Linked DNA regions of Homo sapiens: region 1 is linked to region 2. Evidence: chromatin loops called from intact Hi-C (ENCODE). Cell type or tissue: psoas muscle. All regions are shown on one strand. Each heading gives the region's core, and the rest is flanking DNA. Links, peaks and the distances in the headings are about the cores only.

Region 1 (10,500 bases), core at 3,919-6,418, 100 kb before region 2:
ACTTGCCATATAGTCCCTGAGCTCTTGTATCTGCACTTTAAGCTCTTGTTTTTTAGCAGTAATTACAATATTTTATACATACATTTTATATATATATTTTAGTGTATGGCTTATTTGGTGACAATTTCTATATGCTCTTCTAAGGCAACCTTTTTTCTTGTTAGTGGGTGTTAGTATTCTTCATTTACCAATTTTCTCCCTTTTTCTGGTTGTAACTTTGTACATATTCTGTGCAGTTTCCTTTTTGATTACTCATTCTTGAATGAGACAAGTTCTAGGACCAGCAATTTATAGCAGATTCATGTAGAACTGAGACTAGGACCATATTTTGAGCTAGCAGGAATTCTCTCTTTGACACAATGTTGTGTGTGTGTTAGCTTTAACTTCTTGATCAGAAGAGAAGTGGAAGTTAAAGTCCTATTCAAAAATTTGAGTCTCTTTCCTTTACCATGCCTTACCCACAGACTGCTTTATACGAATGATATTTCTGTGGGCATTCCTTATTTAGCTCCAACCACCTTGCTTTTTCTTTAGGCCAAACCAGCTCTGGGGAAGCTCTTGCATTAGTTTGCACACCTATTCTCAATGTTCATAACTAAAAATTATTGGTTTTGCCTCTAAGGGTGCTCCTTTTCCTTTCATAACTGTTCTGCCAGCTTTGTCTCCGATCTTCAGCACAGGGCTCTCCCCTCTAAGCCTCTACCCATGCCCTGGTTTACTTTCACTGTATTTGGCAGTGCCTGCTCATGCATTATAGTTTGGGTTTCAGATGTTTCAAAGTCTAAGTTGGAGGTTTAACATCTGTTTCTCTTTTTCCTAGTTGCCTTTTTAAGATCTCTGAGAAAAAGGGAAAACATACTAACTTTTCTCTGTAACTAAAATTGGAAATTCTATCCAGCTAATTACACTAATTCTAAAACTAAAACATTCTAACTTTTGTTTATTAACTCTGAAAATACAATATAAGAGTATAGGGCCTTCCGGCATAATTTCCTAACATTTATCAACATACTTGAAATGTAGATAGGAGAATAAATAATAGGAAAAGCCTTTTAATTTGGCATGATTGGGATCTACAATTGGTTGGTTAACCGAAAGAAAGAGTTAAAGTGGATGTGCAGGATTGGGCTTCGTCAATTTGGTTAACCTAGGAAATATGTTTCCCCTTCTCTGTATGATTTTGAATTAGACTTTGTAGGTATGGAAGAGGTTGGCGTGAGATTTGGAACTGGAAGTGAAGAAACAGCCATTACCCTTAGAATATTGCTTCAGTTAAAAACTGACAAATGGTCACTGGTGCCAGAATGGATATCTGCTTGTTCTTGCTCTCCTCTCTTCCACATCTAGGTTTTCTTCCTGACTGTTGGCCAAGAGGGACTCCAGGCCCACCACCAGTTACTGGCTGCGCATTCACAGAGGCAGCTACACGGGGGCTAAGCAGCTCCCCATAGACCTCTCCATGCGGTGAAGTCCTTCTTCCAGAGCAGGCCACACTCAGCTTCCACAAAGTTCCTACTGTTCACTCACACCAGTGTTTCAGGATGACTGGTTAGCGACCCTGTGATCCTCTGAGTCCTCCTTTCAGATCTTCACTTTCCCAGCTCTTCTTGGTCAGTGGGCATCTGTTACGCATGTTTTATATATGGGAAGGAGAGCCCTGGTGACTCCTACAAGGTTAAAAGAGCTGTCACTATAATCTGAGTCTGACACATCTCACAGATTGTTTTTGGAATACATTTCTTATACTGGCATATTTACCAGTGACTTCCTCTTTAGGAAGGTAGAGTATAGAATATGCATGAAAATGTATCTGAGTTTCATACTCACTGGATTTACATTATTTAAAATTTTCAAAATTGTAGATATTAGAAGGTACAGACCAATTATGACTGGGTTTTGACCCATAGATGTGGGCCCTGTTGTGAAGATCGCATTATCCTTGGAAGAATCTAGACCAATTTTTAAGAGGCACATAATGAAAAGAATTAAGAAAGGATAAGGAAGAGTCTTTAAGGTCCCACCTGGGAGGAAAAGAAAAACAAAATCCGAAAAACCTATAAGATACCAGGGGTTTTCATCTGAATTTAAGGACTAGTCTACTATTACTTGCTGTTTTTATCCTTATCATCCTTCTTTTGCTGTGGCCTGATCAAACAGATTTAGATTCTCTAGACATTTGTTGAATACTTTCTACATACCAAGTTCTGAAATGGGTATTTTCACAGCAGCATCTCATTGAACTCTTACACCAATCCAGGAGGCTATTCTCATTTTCTTTCTGTTCTTTCTCTCTTTGTTTTTTTTTTTTTTTTTTTTGACGGAATCTCACTCTGTTGCCCAGGCTGGAGTGCAGTGGCATGATCTCAGCTCACTGCAACCTCCACCTCCCTGGTTCAAGCAATTCCCCTGCTTCAGCCTCCGGAGTAGCTGGGATTACAGGCACATGCCACCATACCCGGCTAATTTTTTTGTATTTTTAACAGAGATGGGGTTTCACCATGTTGGCCAGACTGGTCTCCTGACCTCAGGCAATCCACCCGCCTTGGCCTCCCAAAGTGCTGGGATTACAGGTGTGAGCCACCGTGCCTGGCAGATTTATCCTCATTTTCTAACTGAGGAAACAGATCAGCAGGATTGGGGACTTGACTGAGGTTACCCAGATGTAAGCAGCAGAGCTGAAACTGACTGCAGGTCAGCTCATTGGCTTTTAGTTCATAGCTGTGAGGAAAATGAGCAGCAGATCATACTTCTTAGTCACATAAAAGATACTTGATAAACTAAATTTTTTTTATACTTGCACATTTATTGATTAATTGATTGAGAAAGGGTCTCACTCTGTTGCCCAGGCTGGAGTGCAGTGGTGCAATCTTGGCTCACTACAACCTCTGCCTCCTGGGCTCAAGTGATCCTCCTGCCTGAGCCTCCTGAGTAGCTGGGACTACAGGTGCATGCCACCATGCCTGGCTAATTTTAGTATTTTTTTTGTAGAGGCACATTTTCGCCACGTTGCCCAGGCTGGTCTTGAACTCCTGGGCTCAAGTAATCTACCCACCTTTGTCTCCCAAAGTGCTGGGATTATATGTGTGAGCTACTGCGCCAGGCCTACAATCACAAACTTATTGTATAATGAGTTTGCAATTTTTTTTAACATTGTATAACTTTAGATAGGGGATCTTTTGATTGAATTGATTGATTAATCCATTGATTGATTTTTAGAGACAGGTCTCACTATGTTGCCCAGGCTGGCCTTGAACCTCCGGGCTGAAGGGATCCTCCTGCATAGCTGCGATTATAGGCACGTAACACGGCACCCGCTTGGATAGGAGATTTAAAAAAATATATTAGAAAAGAAGACTCCTGGCCAGACGCGATGGCTTACACCTGTAATCCCAGCACTTTGGGAGGCCAAGGCAGGCGGATCACCTGAGGTCAGGAGTTCGTGACCAAGCTGGCCAACACAACGAAACCCCGTGTCTACTAAAAAATACAAAAATTAGCCAGGCATGGTGGCCCGTGCCTGTAATCCCAGCTACTCCGGAGGCTGAGGCAGGGAGAATTGCTTGAACCTGGGAGGCAGAGGTTGCAGTGAGCCAAGATCATGCCACACTCCAGCCTGGGCGACAGACCAAGACTCCGTCTCAAAAAAAAAAAAAAAAAAAAAAGACATAGTCATAAATCATGGTAACACTGGTGACAATACAACTTTGTATTTATACAGATACTTTATTTTCAACAACTTAAAACAACTTCTGAAACTATTATCTATTATCTTTTGCAACAGCCCAATAGCAAGGAAGTGGTTTTTACAGCCAGGTAACATGGGAAAAGGCAAGCTCAGAAAGTTCCAAGAGCACAAAAGCATGTGGATAAAACAGGAATAACCATCTCTGTGCTTGATGTTCTGCCTGTTAATTCTAGCTTCATCTCTTCAGGTGCCTTTGAAATGCGTCACTGCTATTTGGCAGAGACAAAAAGATCTGGGAGACAAATTTCAGTTGTAACCTCAAGAGTATTCTAATATAACATTGTACCTTCTTTGAGTTTTTATAATTTGAGCCAGATCTATCTTCTACCACTTAGACAAAGATTGGTACAAAAGGAAATTGCTCATGCCCTACTTTTGCCAATAAATAATGCCAACGTACTCCAGCCTGGCGACAGAATGAGACCCTATATCAAAAAATAAACAATAAACAAAAAATAAAACCAGGCAAATGCTCCCTTGCCCTGGACCCTGTGTTTTAAAGCAGCCTCACTGTGGCCCTCCTCTGGCTCCTTTCCTCATCATGTGATGGGCGGGTACACAGAGAAAAAGGTTATCTCCATAGAGTCTGAGCCATCCTTCTAGACCAATTCTCACAGTACTTGGAGTCCTGAAATGCCACGATGAAAAGGTGCTGCTTAGCCTCCTTCCTCAGGCCTATCCCCGAGGGCAGACTGCACAGCACTGTGTGCACCCCAGGCCCACAGGGGGGAGGGTCGGGTCACAGAGTGTTGATGGACTTCGATGTGCGGGTTGTGTAAGGCTCCTCTTGCTGCGGGGCTGAAACAGAGCTGGGAGGCGGAGCAGGCTGGCTGCCTCTCCTCAAGCCACCACATTCCAACAGGGAATTCCAAAGAGTCTGAGAATTCTGGATTTAAACCTGGCCTTCCAGGTCATTAAGAAGGCGTATTTGTCCAAGCAGAAGGATGAAACGTACTTTAGCAGTCTGTTAGCTTGATTTATAACTTTAAAATATTTAGACATATATTAGTAGGCCTCCCTGTGTCCTCTTGCCCTGGGCCACAAAAATGCTGGGAGGAGGCTGGTAACAGATACATATTTTTATGTAAATACATCATAATAGACTTTACCATTCCTCTAATGCTGAACATTTAAATGATTCCTAAATTTTTATTTAAAATGATATGTGTTGAACATCTGTACATAAATATTTGCCTTTATTGCTGATTATTTCTTATGACATACTCTGAGATGAAAAATTACTGGGCCAAAGGGCAAAAATTCTTAATGATCAATGTCTTAAACTAAGCTGGGCGTGGTAGCTCATGCCTGTGATCCCAGCACTTTGAGAGGCTGAGGCGGGAGGATCACTTGAGCCTAGGAATTCAAGACCAGCCTGCGCAACATAGTGAAACCCCATCTCTACAAAATAATTTAAAAATTAGCTGCACATGGTGGTGCGTGCCTGTAGTCCCAGCTACTTGGGAGACTGAAGTGGGAGGATTGCTTGAGCCCTGGAGTTTGACGTTAAAGTGAGCCATAACCATGCCACTACACTCCAGCCTGGGTGACAGAGTAAGACCTCATCTTCAAAAAATAAAAATAAATAAATAAATAAATACCTTAAACTAATAGATTATAAGCAGATCTTACTGAATGTAATCCTTACCTCTCTACCCTCTACCTACATGCCAAATCCACTGACCTACATTAATGGTTACAAAGGCAAAGCCTAAAGACTTTTACATGTGCTCATTTTGTTTCAAGACAGGAAGCTGACTCACCTAGTATCTTTTGATCTGAGGTCCATTAAATTTCCACCCTTAAAATCAAGGATGGGTAAACCATGCTCTCCCACCAAATCTAGCCTATAGGCTATTTTTGTAAATAAAATATTTTTGGAGCACAGCCATGCTCATTCATTTTCATATTGTCTAGAGCTGCTTTCACATTAACACTGCAGAGTTAAGTAACTGCAACACGGACCATAGATGATTGGCTTACAAAGCCTAAAATATGTACTGTCTGGCCCTTTAGAGAAAGTTTGCCTATCCATGATCTAAAATTGTCACAAAATACAAACCATGAAACAGGGAATTAGGAAATACGAAGTCATAAATCTGTAATAAGTTCTTCTTCCCCATTTCACAAGTCAGATGCCCTGGCCTTGTTTTGATGTTCCTGCTGACATCTTAATCAAGCTACCATCATTTCCTATTCAACAGACACTTATCAAGTGCCTACTATGTGTCAAGCAGACCTTGTTTCAGGTGCTGTGGGCTTATGAAACAGTAGTTAATCATTTTTGACCTCGTGTGAAAGTGTGGAAACTGTGAAAGTTTCCACGCTTTCACACAAAACCAATGGGGTCTTCCTAAACTATCTAAACTATATCCTAAACTATCTTCCATCACATCTGAGATCCTAGGAATGGGATGTGTAAGGAGCAAGCATTATAAAGAAACTGTAGCAAAGAATAGAAGCATCCTCACCATAGCAACTTGGAGTTTGAACCACAATACTTAGGCCACCTTGGTGAAAAGTCACTAATAGCAGATACAGGAAGAGCAGGTGAACAGGCAAGACAAATAATTCCTAGGTACCAGGTAATCACTTCTGCAGAAATTCTCTTATTGTTTTTGCTATAGCCAGTCAGGGAAAAGAATGCCCACTTTTTGACAGTAGGATAAGCAAGAGATTGGTCAACAGTTATTTCGTTTACTTAAAAAAATTAAAATTCATGTCTAGGAGGGAAAAAACCCATACAAACAGTGAGTAAAGAGAAATAAAAGAAGCTACCACTGTTGTTTTTTATTCTTTGTAAAGATGAGGAAACAGCAGAGTAATTTGGCTTTGGGAAAGAACATAAACCTGAGCCAAGTACTTTGGCAGATTCTAAGAAATGTGGTTTGACACAAGATGTTTTTGTTTTTTGTTTTTGAGTTTTAGCGGAAAGACAAATGGGAGGAGAAAGTATTTAAAACCCAGATACCTTCTTTTTTTGTGTTGGTATGATTAGCTAGTTATCAAATTACATTAGAAAAACTACAAACCAAAAACAAATGTCTTGAAATGCTCTGTTGTTTTAAGTCACTGCTGGTATGGCTGTCCTACATCATGGGGTGAAAGAGAAGATTCTGCATCTGTGGACTTGCACTCCTCCTTTGCCCCTCATTAGCTGGGCAACCTTGTCTACATTTCTTTACCTCTCAGAGCCTCATCTTCTGCAAAATGCTGACAATACCAGTGACCTTGCCAGGTTGTCTTAAGGATTAAATGAGGTAACAGGAGTTAGCTCATAACAATAATTGGCTTTTAGTAAGTACTCAATAAAATATTGCTTGCTATTGTCTTCATATTGTATAATACATGTTAAAGCACCCAAAATGGACTTTTCAGAGTTGGTGAAGTAGACATAGTTGCCTACATGATTTTGTATGGCGATTACCTTCCTGGCTCTTATTTTTCTTTCTTAGTCACCAAAATTCTACTACCAGCAATATTAAATAAAAATATTTAATATTTTTTAATATTTTAAAAAATATTAAAATCTTCTCTGTTAGCTTCTGCACAGCAAAAGAAACTAACAGAGTAAACAGACAACCTACAGAACGGGAGACCATTTTTGCAAACTATGCATCTGACAAAGGTCTAATATCCAGCATCTATAAGTAACTTTAACAATTAAAAAGTGGGCAAATGACATGAACAGACACTTTTGAAAAGAAGACATACATGCAGCCAACAAGCATGTGAAAAAAATCTCAGTATCACTGATCATTAGAAAAATGCAAATCAAAACCACAATGAGATATGATCTCACACCAGTCAGAATGGTTATTACTGGACCGGGTGCAGTGGCTCACACCTGTAATCCCAGAATTTTGGGAGGCCAAGGTGGGCGGATCACAAACTCAAGAGATCAAGACCATCCTCGCCAACATGGTGAAACCCCATCTCTATTGAAAATACAAAAATTAGTTGGGCATGGTGGCATGCGCCTGTAGTCACAGCTACTCGGGAGGCTGAGGCAGGAGAATCACTTGAACCCGGGAGGCGGAGGTTGCAGTGAGCCGAGATCATGCCACTGCACTCCAGCCTGGCGACAGGGCGAGACTTTGTCTCAAAAAATAAATAAATAAATAAATAAATAAATAAATAAAATAAAGAATAAAAAAAGAATGGTTATTACTAAAAGGCAAAAATAACAGATGCTAGTGAGGTTGCAGAAAAAATAAAATGCCTTTGCACTGTTGGTGTGAGTGTGAATTACTTCGACCACTGTGGAAAAGCAGTGTGGCGATTCCTGAAACAGCTAAAAACAGAACTGCCATTTGACCCAGCAATTTCATTACTGGGAATATACCCAAAGGAATATAAATCATTCTATCATAGAGACACATGCACGTGAATGTTCACTGAAGCACTATTCACAATAGCAAAGACATGGACTCAACCTAAATGCCCATCAATGGTAGAACTGGATAAAGAAAATGTGTTAAACATACACCATGGAATACCATGCAGCCATGAAAAAGCATGAGATCATGTCCTTTGCAGGGACATGGATGGAGCTGGAGGCCATCATCCTTAGCAGAGTAATGCAGTAAACCAAATACCACGTGTTCTAACTTATAAGTGGGAGCTAAATGATGAGAACTCATGGACACAAAGAGGGAAACAACAGACACTGGGGCCTACTTGCGGGTGGAAGGTGGGAGGGGGATGGGATCAGGAAAAATATCTATTGGGTACTAGGCTTAGTACCTGGGCGATGAAATAATCCGTACAACAAACCCCCGTGACATGAGTTTACCTATATAACATACCTGCACATGTACCCTTGAACCTAAAATAAAAGTTAAAAAAAAACCTCTCTGCCATTGAGAGTGGCCAGAAAAAATGTATACATTTCCACATGCTTGTCATCTCAGCATGCTATAATTAATTGAGATTTTTGCCATTACTTTTAATGGCAAAACCTAATATAGCCAGGTTATATTCGATTGCACCAACCCAATATAACCAAGCTGTTTCTGGAAATTAGGTGGTATCCTGCAGCGCATAGTATCTTTAGAATAATGTTTCCATATTGAGCAGCACATGTACCTGGAGGGAAAGATACATTGAGTAGGCAGATGGACGGGTGCCGCTTAGGGCAAAATTTAACATTTTTCAGAGGATTATCTTCAACGACTCATTTGTGGAAATATGTTCATTTGCAAAGAGGAACACCCATCTGCTAAAGGAGTGGTCACTCCTGCCTGGTGATGCCAATCCAAAACCATTGGAATAACTTGTTCTGACCAACTTAGAATAAACCTCTATACCCCTATTAACTATTTATATTGTCTGACTCTGTTACAAAAACACCACTGTCAGAATATCTCCAAATTTTATGTGTAATTTGCTTTGAGGCATTTATCACCCCACTGTCAAAGACATTACAGTTTTGTTTATTTTACTCTTGTGAGAGAAGTCAAAATAACTAATGCTTGCATTGATAACTGGCTCTTTCAAAGTGTCTTGATTCAAGTGTAACTTCGGCTTAGTCCTTGCCTGGAAAATCAACTATTGTCCTCTGTCCCTCACCAAGTGTTAAAGTAGTTTATCTCAACTTCCTCACCCTCCATCACTCCTGTCACTCCTTGTAAACATTACTTCTACAATCACCATTTTATAGATATTGTTTTCTCAAAGTTTGGTGATATAGGCCCTCTACTCACCAAACCCAAAGGCCTTACATTCAAAGACTTCATCCTCTACAATAATGGGTCTCCAAGGAGGTGTGCGTTGTGCAAGACAGCACTTGAGGTGCAGGAAGAAAAAATGTTTAACTCTTATTCATGTTTCTAATTTCAAACTTAAAATTTTTTTCTATTTTTTTAACAACGTATTTAACATAACAGTATAGCAGAGAGAATGATTACTAATGATGGAAATGTCAAACTCTTAGTAATAGAATATGAAATCAATAAAATTTTGCAGCCTACTTTTCGGTTTAGCAGTAGTTCTCAAAGTATGATATAGGGACCTGTGGGGGTATCTGAGATCCTTTCAGGGTGTCGGTAAAGTCAAAACTGTTTTAATCATAACATTAAGATGGAATTTATCTTTTTCACTCATTCTCTCATGAGTATACAGAAGAGTTTTCCAGAGGCTACATGACATGTTACATTGAATGCAGAAGCAGATATGAGAACCCAGTTGTTTTCTAGTAAGTCAGACATGAAAAGGACTTGCAAAAAATATAAAACAATTATATCTTTGTCATTACATTTCTTCTTTTAGAAAATAGGTATTTTTCATGTAAAAAAATGCAGCAGCCTTGAGCTTTTGGGCTCAAGTGATTCTCCTGTCTCTGCCTCCCAAAGTGCTGGGATTACAGCACTTGATGAGTCTCATGGCTTCTTGAAGATACACTTACCTTGCAGCTTCCTCTAAACTCCTTCATCGGTCCTCTCTTCTCTCAGTTACCAACCTTTTCTGCCCAACATTTGTAAACCAAGGTATTTAGACAGGATACATGGTCTAGATTTGCACTGTCTAGTATGGTTGCCTCTAGCTAGAGTGCAGCTGTTTAAATAAAAGTTAAATTAAAAATTCAGTTTCTCAGTTGCCCTAGCCACATTTCCAGTGCTCAACTGCTACCTATAGTAATGACTACTGTATAGAACATTTTTATCATCACAGAAAGTTCTACTGGACAGGTTAAGGTCTAGATTAGGGTTTCTCAACCTTAGAACTATTGAGATTTGGGGCTAGATAAGTCTTCA
Region 2 (10,500 bases), core at 3,114-5,613:
GTGCATAAATAATCAAGATGCCTGTCGAGTTTAAAAGCAATAGCAGGCCGGGCCCGGTGGCTCACGCCTGTAATCCCAGCACTTTAGGAGGCCGAGGCGGGCAGATCACCTGAGGTCAGGAGTTCGAGACCAGCCTGGCCAACAGTGAGAAACCCCGTCTCTACTAAAAATACAAAAATTAGCCGGGTGTGGTGGCGGGCGCTTTTAATCCCAGCTACTCAGGAGGCTGAGGCAGGAGAATCGCTTGAACCTGGGAAGCAGAGGTTGCAGTGAGCTGAGATCGCACCATTGCACTCCAGCCTGGGTGACAGAATGAAACTCTGTCTCAAAAAAAAAAAAAAAAAAGTGACAGCAGACACAGACATACAAAGAACAACATGATTATAATTACAGTATGAGTCATCAGAGAAAAACATAGAGCTAGAAAAACAGATATCAGATAAGTCTAATTTATATTGGAAAGGCAGTGACAAATTTCTTGAGGAATTGATAATTTAGGCTGAGACCTGAAGTATGTAGGAGTTACAGGCAGGGGAACAGGAACAGAAAGGCAGCTAATATGCTCTGAAGAGCAGAGCGAGATGAGGCTAGTCAAGTAAGTAGAGCTGATCATACTTATCTATTTATATTACAAATAAATTATAAATTATAGCAAGCTGAACTATTCAGCAGTGATGACATTTAATTTTTATCCTTTTATCACAAGCTAAAATGATAATTAATTTCTCTTTACAATAAAAACAATTTGAGAAGATGAACTCGAAACAGAAATGCCTTGTTGTATTTCATTCCATGTTGTCTTTCACACAGTAGCTAGCTACAAGATACAAATGAAATGTTAAAATTCCAGCTAAAGTGGTTACCTCTAAAATTATGAAATAAACTGAGAGAAATCAATCCCCCAGGAGGCAACATAGTGAAGTAGGTAGGTGCATGGAATTTTGGAACCAGACTTCCTATCTTGAACTCCTGGGCTCAAGTAATCCTCCCACCTCAGCCTTTCAAGTAGCTGGGACTATAGGCTACCAGCAACTATAGAAACCAGATTCCCTGGGTTGAATCTCAGCTCAAAAAACACCATCAGTCAACTGGATATGACTGACATCTATAGACTACTTCCTCCAGCAATAACAGAATACACATTCTTCTCAAGTTCATGTGGAGAAAGCCTTCACCAAGGTAGATCATATTCTGGGCCATAAAACACACCTTAACAATTTTTTTTTTTTTTGAGACAGAGTCTTGCTCTGTTGCCCAGGCTGGAATGCAGTGGCGTGATCTCGGCTCACTGCAAGCTCCACCTCCCGGGTTCACACCATTCTCCTGCCTCAGCCTCCCGAGTAGCTGGGACTATACAGGCGCCTGCCACCACGCCCGGCTAATTTTTTTTTGTATTTTTAGTAGAGACGGGGTTTTGCCGTGTTAGCCAGGATGGTCTCCATCTCCTGACCTCGTGATGTGCCCGTGTCGGCCTCCCAAGGTGCTGGGATTACAGGCGTGAGAACAAATTTAAAAGAAAAGAAATCATACAATATCTGCTCTCAGATTACCGTGGGATTACACTAGAAGTTAGTAACAGGTGGCTCATGCCTGTAATCCCAGCACTTTGGGAGGCCAAGGTGGGCAGACTGCTTGAGCCCAGGAGTTCGAGACCAGCCTGGGTAACAGGCCGAAACCCTGTCTCGTGGTGCTGCACGTGGTGGCACATGCCCATAATCCCAGCTACTCTGGAGGCTGAGGTGGGAGAATTGCTTAAACCCGGGAGGCGGAGGTTGCAGTGAGCCAAGATTGCACCACTGCACTCCATCCAGCCTGGGTGACAGAGTGAGACTCTGTCTCAAAACAAAACAAAACAAAACAAAAAAAAACAAAAAAAGAACAAGCAAAAAATAAACACAGTATCATTTACATTAGCACCCCCCAAAATGAAATAATTAATTTTAAATCTAACAGAATATGTACAAGGTTTATATTAGGAAAACTGCAGAACTCTAATGAAATAAATTAAAGAACTAAATGAATACAGAGATTATTTCATGTTCATGGATAGGAAGACTCAGTATTGTCAAGCTATTAAGTTCTTCCCAACTTGATCTATAGATTCATGGCAAGTCCAGTAAAAATCCCAGAAAATTATTTTGTGGATTTTGACAAACTGATTTGAAAGTTGATATGGGAGCCAGGCACAGTGGCTCATGCCTGTAATCCCAGCATTTTGGGAGGCTGAGGAGGGTGGATCACTTGAGGTCAGGAGTTCAAGACCAGCCTGGCCAACATGGGGAAACCCCGTCTCTACTAAAAATACAAAAATTAGCCGGGTGTGGAAGCGCATGCTGGTAATCCCAGCTATTTGGGAGGCTGAAGCAGGAGAACCGCCCGAACCTGGGAGGCGGAGGCTGCAGTGAGCCGAGATAGCACCACTGCACTCCAGCCGAGGGAGTAGAGCGAGACTTCATCTCAAAAAAAAAAAAAAAAGTTGATATGGAGAGCCAAAAGCCAAAAGACCCAGAATAGGCAACACAATATTGAAGGAAAAGAACAAATTGGAGAAATGACACTATGTGACTTCAAGACTTACTACAAAACTGCAGTAATCAAGCCAGCATGATATTGATAAAGAATAGACAAACAGATCAATGGAACAGAACAGAGAGCCCAGAAAGAGACCCACATGAATACAGTCAACTGTTCTTTGACAAAGAAGCAAAGGCAATACAATAGAGATAGACTTTCCAACAGATGGTACTAGAACCGAACATCTACATTCAGAAACTTGAATCTAGACACAGATCTTAACACCCTCCACAAGAATTAACTCAAAATGGATCACAGACTTGAAAAACACAAGACCATAAAACTCTTAGAAGACAACATAGGAGAAAATTTAGGTGACCTCAGGTTTCATGATAAATTTTTGATGCAACACCAAAGTTGTGATTCATGAAAGAAAGAATTGATAAGCTAGACTTCATTAAAATTAAAATGTTTTGCTCTGTGAAAGACACTGTTACAGGAACGGGAAGACAGGCCATAGACTGGGAGAAAATATTTTCAAAAAATATACCTGGTAGAGGATTGTTATCCAAAATATACAAAGAACTCTTAAAACTCAACAATAAGAAAACAAATTACCTGATTAAAAAATAGCTCAAAGATCTTAAGTCACCAGAGCAAAGAAGATATACAAATAACAAATAAGTACCGTACACAAATGTTTATAGTCGTCTTCTTCCTTCTTCTTTCTTCTTTCTTCTTCTTCTTCCTCCGTTTCTTCCTCTTCCTCCTCTTCCTCTTCTCTCCTTCCTTCATTCCTTCCTTCCTTCCTCTTTCTTTCCTCCTCCTCTTCCTTCCTTCTCCTCCTCCTCTTCCTTCTTCTCCTTCTTTTCTCTTTTTTTTTTTTTAGACAGGGTCTTGCTGTGGCCCCAGGCTGGAATGCAGTGGTACAATTACGGCTTACTGTAGCCGCAACTTTCTGGGCTCAAGTAATCCTCCCACTTCAGCCTCTTGAGTAGCCGGGAAAACAGGCACACGCCAGCATGCTCAGCTAACTTTTGTTTTGTTTTTTGTTTTGTTTTGTTTTTGTTTTTTTTTTTGTAGAGGTAGGTTTTGCCATGTTGCCCAAGCTGGTCTCAAAGTCCTGGGCTCAAAAAATCTGCTCACCTTGGACTCCCAAAGTGTTGGGATTACAGGTGTGAGCCACTGTGCCTGGCCAGTAGCTTTATTTTTAATTGCCAAAACTTGGACACAAGCAAGATGTCCTTCAGGAGGTGAATGGATAAATAAACTGTGGTATATCCAGACAATGTATTATTACTCAGTGATGAAAAGAAATGAGCTATCAAGCTATAAAAAGATATAGAGTAAATGTAAATGCATTTTACTAAGTGAAAGAAGAAGCCAATCTGAAAGAGCTGCATGTTATAAGATTCCAACTATATCACATTCTGGAAAAGTCAAAACTATGGAGACAGAGTAAAGATCAGTGGTTGCCAAGGGTTGAGGGGAGGGAGGGAAGAATAAACAGCACAGAGGAGTCTTAGGGCAGTGAAACTACTCTGTATGCTACTATAATCATGGCTACATGTCATTACACATTTGTCTAAACCTAGAGAATGTACTCGAAGAGTGAATCTTAATGTAAACTGTGGACTTCTGGATGATAATGATGTATCAATGTGGGTTCATCAGTGATAACAAATGCACCGCTCTGGTGGGGGATGTTAAAAATGGGCAAGACTATACACATGTGGGATAGGGGGTGTGTGGGAAATCTCTGTACTTTCCTCTCAATTTTGCTGTGAACCTAAAACTGCTCTAAAAAATAAGGTTTTGTTTGTTGTTGTTGTTTTACCAAATAAAGTAGGCAGATTTAAAAAAAAGGTCTTTTTTTAAAAAGAAAAAAATTATTGGACTATGAAACTCATATAATTGGCTTCCTATTCCCAACAGCCAAGGCCACACTTGGAAAGATCACCTTGTTCTCGGAGGCACACTAGAGTTTGGAGGTTAAAGACATTTAGAAGGATAAGGCCAGGGCCAGGGCCAGGCCAGATGTGTGTTCCCTTCTATGTTGCAATTTGCTCCTCAGATTTCTGACTAAACTAAAACTAAAGGCATAGTGGTAGATAAATGGTTTATTTTATACCATAAACTGAAGCATGGTCACTAAGAGAAATTTAACTCCAAATTCAACATTTAGTTGTGTGCAAAAATAAAATAATATAGTTGTAGGAGACTAGAACATTTCAAAGTCAACTTATGAATGAAAATGACAAATTCCACTCATTCATTTATTTTTGCATCCTATTGAAACTCTATTAACATAATAATAAAGGGATTTTTTTTTTTTTTTGAGACGGAGTCTTGCTCTGTCACCCAGGCTGGAGTGCAGTGGCACGATCTCAGCTCACTGAAACCTCCGCCTCCTGGGTTCAAGCAATTCTCCTGCCTCAGCCTCCCAAGTAGCTGGGACTACAGTCATGCACCACCACAGCCAGCTAATTTTTTTGTATTTTTAGTAGAGACGGGGTTTCACCATGTTGCCCAGGATGGTCTTGATCTCCTGACCTCGCGATCTGCCCACCTCACCCTCCCACAGTGCTGGGATTACAGGCCTGAGCCACCAAGCCCAGCTGGGATTTTTTTAAAAGACAGAAATCCATAGGGATATAAAGGACCAGAAAGGAGACAACAGGAACAAAACTTTGGAAGCTGGAAAGAGATGGATATATGACAACGGATCTAGCAGATTTGAGAAAGCTAATGTCTAAACTGGCAAACGGGAAAGCATGGAAGCAAACACATATACAAGGATTTTCCAGAGACTTAGGAATTGGTGGCATCAGCTATAGTTGGAAGTTGGGGCTCAAAATAGAAGGCTAAGTTGAAACTCTATGAAGTAGTTACATTCCCAGATCTCCTCTTCAATTCCACAAAGCTGGATGACTGCCTTTTACCTCGCAAAATAATGGAGGTTTATTCTTTAAAGGTGAAACAGAGGTTCCTGGCCTGTGAGCACAACAGGCACACCTGTAGTTGGGGGTATTAGTCTAAAGCAGAAGTATTAAGTGAATATTTGTAAATTTTGTGCTGAATCCTATAAGCCCTCTTCCCCTTTAAAGCTCACAGGGCACTACATCTAGATATTAACCTCCAGGAGGGTGATTGGAAGATCTTCTCTGAGGAAAATTAACCCTCCAAGGGAAACACCTAAAGGTACACATAAAGCGATTCCCCAAATAACTGATCCAGCCAGATCATCCTCTGTTAAAGCCCTACCCATGTGCTCAAAGATTTCTGTCGGCTTCTTAGTGTCCCTCTTTTGAATGTGAACTTATAACCAAGGACCACCGAATACTGGAGAAAAGTCTCTGGTAAAAAAGGTAAAAACCAAAACAAAGTGGAAAAAGAAATATGGAGAGAACAGAGCTATTCATAGTGTTATTAGTCTGTTTTCACACTGCTATAAAGATACTAACCGAGACTGGGTAATGTATAAAGAAAGGAGGTTTAATTGACTCACAGTTCTGCATGGCTGGGGAGGCCTCAGGAAACTTACAATCATGGCGGAAGCAGAAGCAGGTATGTCTTACACGCTGGCAAACGAGAGAGTGCCTGTGAAGGAGGAAATGTCAAACTCTTATAAAACCATCAGATCTTGTGAGAATTCACTATCACAAGAACAACATGGGGGAAACCACCCCCATGATCCAATCGCCTCCCACCAGGTCCCTCCCTTGACATTTTGAATTGCAGTGGGGATTACAATTCAAAACGAGATTCGGGTGGGGCCCCAGAGCCAAACCATATCATGTGGAAATGAAAATGTCAAATAATAAATCAATATCTTTAGAGAGATGAGATGATATTGAATATATAAAAGAACAGGATCATGTAAAGACAGCTCTTGGAAATTAAAAATGTGTTCAGATAAATAAAAATATAAGTAGAAACACTGGAAAATAAAATTGAAAAACTCTTCCAGAAAGTAGGGTTAAAAAAAAAAAAACCAGAAATGGAAAACTGAATAGAAGAGTTAGGAAAAATAAAGGATCAGTTCTAGAGATCAACATACAACTAACAGAAGTTCTAGATAAAGAAATGAAAGGAAGAATATTATCAAAGAAATAATTCAAGAAAAATTTCTAGAAATGAAGGATTCAAATTTTCAATTGAAAATATCCAACACTATCAATAAAAATAGACTCACCCCAAAGCATATCATTTTGAAATGTGTTACAATAAAGAATAAAGACAGGATTCTACAAGCTATTAGAAAAAGCAGGTCATATACAAAGGATCAAGAATCAGAATAGGTTTATACATCTCACTAGAAATAACTGGAATCTAGAAGACAATAAGGAAATACCTGCAAATTTCTGAAAGAAAATTATTTCCCAGTGATAATTCTAGACCAAGCTAAACTATCAATCAAATGAGAGAGTCAAATAAAGACATTCTCAATCACAAAAGGTTTCAAAGCTTTACCTTTCATGTATTCTTTCTCAGGAAACTCAGATAATGTGCTTTATTAAAACAAAGAAGTAAATCACAAGCAAGGTGTAAGAAACAGGAAACAGGCCGGGTGCGGTGGCTCACACCTGTAATCCCAGCACTTTGGGAGGCTGAGGCGGGTGGATCACGAGGTCAAGAGATCGAGACCATCCTGGCTAACATGTGAAACCCCATCTCTACTAAAAATACAAAAAAAATTAGCCACGCATGGTGGCAGGCACCTGTAGTCCCAGCTACTTGGGAGGCTGAGGCAGGAGAATGGCGTGAACCCGGAGGCGGAGCTCGCAGTGAGCCGAGATCGCGCCACTGTACTCCAGCCTGGGTGACACAAGTGAGACTCCATCTCAAAAAAATAAATAAATAAATAAAATTTTTTAAAAAAGAAAAAGAAACAGGAAACAAAAGGCCCAACATAATAGAAAAGCCAAGAGAATTCTCAGAATGATGGTGAAGAAATAGCCCAAGACAATGTCTATCTACCGGGATAGAGGGCAATTGGTCCAGACTGGAACAAGCCAGAAAACACAGGGAAAGCTTCTTAAGATTAAATTGATGAAACACCTGATACATGTGAATGTATTAAGAGATTTAGACAATTAGTGGAGATTTGGGGGTTGACTTAGTGAAAAAATATTTATATATAGATAACAAGGCAAATGAAAGACATTCCACAATAATTAATACTAGAGAAAATAAAGAGTCATACAGAAAAGACTAAATAATTATAGTTTCCTATATGGCTTAGCTGTGAATAGTATTTACATAGTCATAATATGTATATGTATAGTTAGATCCATATTATTTATATCATTATCTTTGTTAGATACATCTTATTTATATAATAATTTTATAATATAATACTTATATAATTTACATTTTTTTTGTTTTTGAGATGGAGTTTCACTCTTGTTGCCCAGGCTGATGTCCAATGGCGCTATCTCAGCTCACCACAACCTCCACCTCTAGGGTTCCAGCAATCCTCCTGCCTCACCGAGTAGCTGGGATTACAGGCAAGTGCCACCATGCCCAGCTAATTTTGTATTTTTAGTACAGACAGGGTTTCTCCATGTTGGTCGGGCTGGTCTGGAACTCCCAATCTCAGGTGATCCGCCCGCCTTGGCCTCCCAAAGTGCTGAGATTACAGGCATGAGCCACCACGCCCAGCCATTTATATATTAATAAGTAATATGGATATGACAAAAATTATAACTGTATTGGAAAGATGGAGGATAGGAAGAACTCAAGTATGTTGTGGGAACATGTAGGGGAGGGGAAAGATCTAAATATTTGTCTTCCTTCATGCAGTTTTATTCATAATGCCTAAAACCGACAAATCATAAAATAGCAGTATAAGTGTATTATTTAGATAGAGGTAAATATCAAAATTATTAGATAAGAGGAGAAGTGGTAAAGGATAGCTGTTTTTCCTAATAAACCTTGAGAAAGAACTACTTGGTTCTTTCAAGTATAGGCATGTATTATTTTGATAAAAGCCAAAGTAAAGAAGTTTAGGCCCGGCACGGTGGCTCATGCCTGTAATCCCAGCACTTTGGGAGGGTGAGGCGGGCGGATCACAAGGTCAGGAGATCAAGACCATCCTGGCCAACATGGTGAAACCCCATCTCTACTAAAAATACAAAACATTAGCTGGGAGTGGTGGCGCGTGCCTGTAATCCCGGCTACTCAGGAGGCTGAGACAGGAGAATCGCTTGAACCCAGGAAGCAGAGGTGGCAGTGAGCTGAGATCGAGCCACTGCTCTCCAGCCTGGGTGACAGAGTGAGACTCCGTCTCAAAAAAAAAAAGTTTATACTGGTGCTGTGGAAAATACAAAATGAACAAGATCCAATGCCTCAAACTGCTTATTGTCAAGTTGGCGGAAGAGGGCTTTTGGGTGATGGTTAATGTGATTTGCTCTGAGAGATTAAAACGAAAACTATGGGAACCCTGAGGACAGAGAGGTTATACGCTTTGGGGATAAAAATATTTATCTTGTCTGGTGAGGAAAGTATGATATGATTTCATCTGATGTAGTGAAAGCAGGATGTACTGAGAAACAAGGCCAGGGAAGGAAATTGAGGACAGACCTCTGGATGACCTTGAATACAACATTAAAGCTTTTGGAACCCGATGGAAAATGGTTAGGTATTTGGAACAGGGAGTTGATATGATCTTAGCTGTAATTTAAGAAGATCATCTGGGAGTAATATATAAATTGGATCGAATAGAGAAAAAAAGAAGGCAAGAAAATGAGAAAGAACCTAATTCAATAACCCAGGGAGGAGGTATGAGAGTCTGAACTTGAACAGGGTTGGTAGAAAGAGGAGGTCAGGGAAGGATAGGAGATATTCCAGACAATAGTTAAACTCACTTTTCATAATTTATCTATTTGCTTCTGCTTTACTCCTGTTGGAAATTCTTAACGGGGACTGCTGCTTTTTTTTTTAGTTGGATTTTTATGATGATTATATTTTTTTTTTGTCTTTTTAAATTTTTTTATTATACTTTAAGTTCTAGAGTACATGTGCACAACGTGCAGGTTTGTTACATATGTATACACGTGCCATGTTGGTGTGCTGCACCCATTACCTCGTCATTTACATTAGGTATATCTCCTAATCCTATCCCTCCCCCCACCCCACGGCAGGCCCCGGTGTGTGATGTTCCCCTTCCTGTGTCCAAGTGTTGGCTGATTATAAGGAGGCCAGGAGCCAAGTAAACCACATTGATTTGTAGCTTATTTAAAAAAAAAAAAAGCCAACCAGTTAATAAGCCTTAGAACATTCTGATCTTGGTACAAATGCTTGATGTAATCTTATTTTCTAACATTATATTTCATTTCAGTTGCTTGCTATATTGTTGACTAGGGACTTCAAAAAGAACTTTGTTTTACTTTTCATCCTCTCATTATTCTTATGAGCCGAACTGTTTTTTTGTTTTTTCGTTTTTTTTTTGAGACAGAGTCTTGCTCTGTCGCCCAGGTTGGAGTGCAATGGCATGATCTCGGCTCACTGCAACCTCCGCCTCCCCAGGTTCAAGCGATTCTCCTGCCTCAGCCCCCCAGGTAGCTGGGATTACAGGCGCCCACCACCACGCTGGGCTAATTTCTGTATTTTTCGTAGAGACGGGGTTTCACCATGTTGGCCAGGCTGGTCTCGAACTCCTGACCTCAAGTTATCCATACGCCTCGGCCCCCCAAAGTGCTGGGATTACAGGCATAAGCCACCACGTCCGGCGAGCCAAACTATTTTTAAATAAATTAAGAAATAATAATAAATTAGCAAAATCAATTACGTTCAGTCACTACAGTGATTACACAGCCAGTCACACTGACTTCAGTTTCTTCCATATTCCCATTCTACCTATCATTCACAACACTGTCAGATTAACGTTCCTATTTAATATTTAACCACCCACTCAAATTTATACAGTGATTCCTTAATGCCTGCCCCCACAAAGCTACAAATTTTCTGCTTGCTATTCAAGGC

What was found. Hi-C counts contacts between places; a loop is a spot of excess contacts. Peaks named below come from ENCODE experiments on the same cell type or tissue, not always from the same donor. Only the 100,000 strongest peaks of a DNase experiment are listed, where the experiment ranks them.
Region 1: a loop joins it to region 2, with 3.0 times the contacts of the local background. A loop is called at or near these places in 1 of 110 quality-filtered maps.

Annotation. Positions count from the first base shown.
Region 1 is chr18:21,309,922-21,320,421 of GRCh38, reverse strand. The region is part of intron 1 of GREB1L (GREB1 like retinoic acid receptor coactivator); the gene reads right to left. Among named protein-coding and RNA genes, the nearest start is that of GREB1L-DT, 72 kb to the right of the region's middle. In psoas muscle, for the core only: no CTCF peak of the experiment used is centred there; no DNase peak of the experiment used is centred there.
Region 2 is chr18:21,204,499-21,214,998 of GRCh38, reverse strand. No RefSeq gene overlaps it. Among named protein-coding and RNA genes, the nearest start is that of GREB1L, 32 kb to the left of the region's middle. In psoas muscle, for the core only: no CTCF peak of the experiment used is centred there; a DNase peak (open chromatin) is centred at 4,518.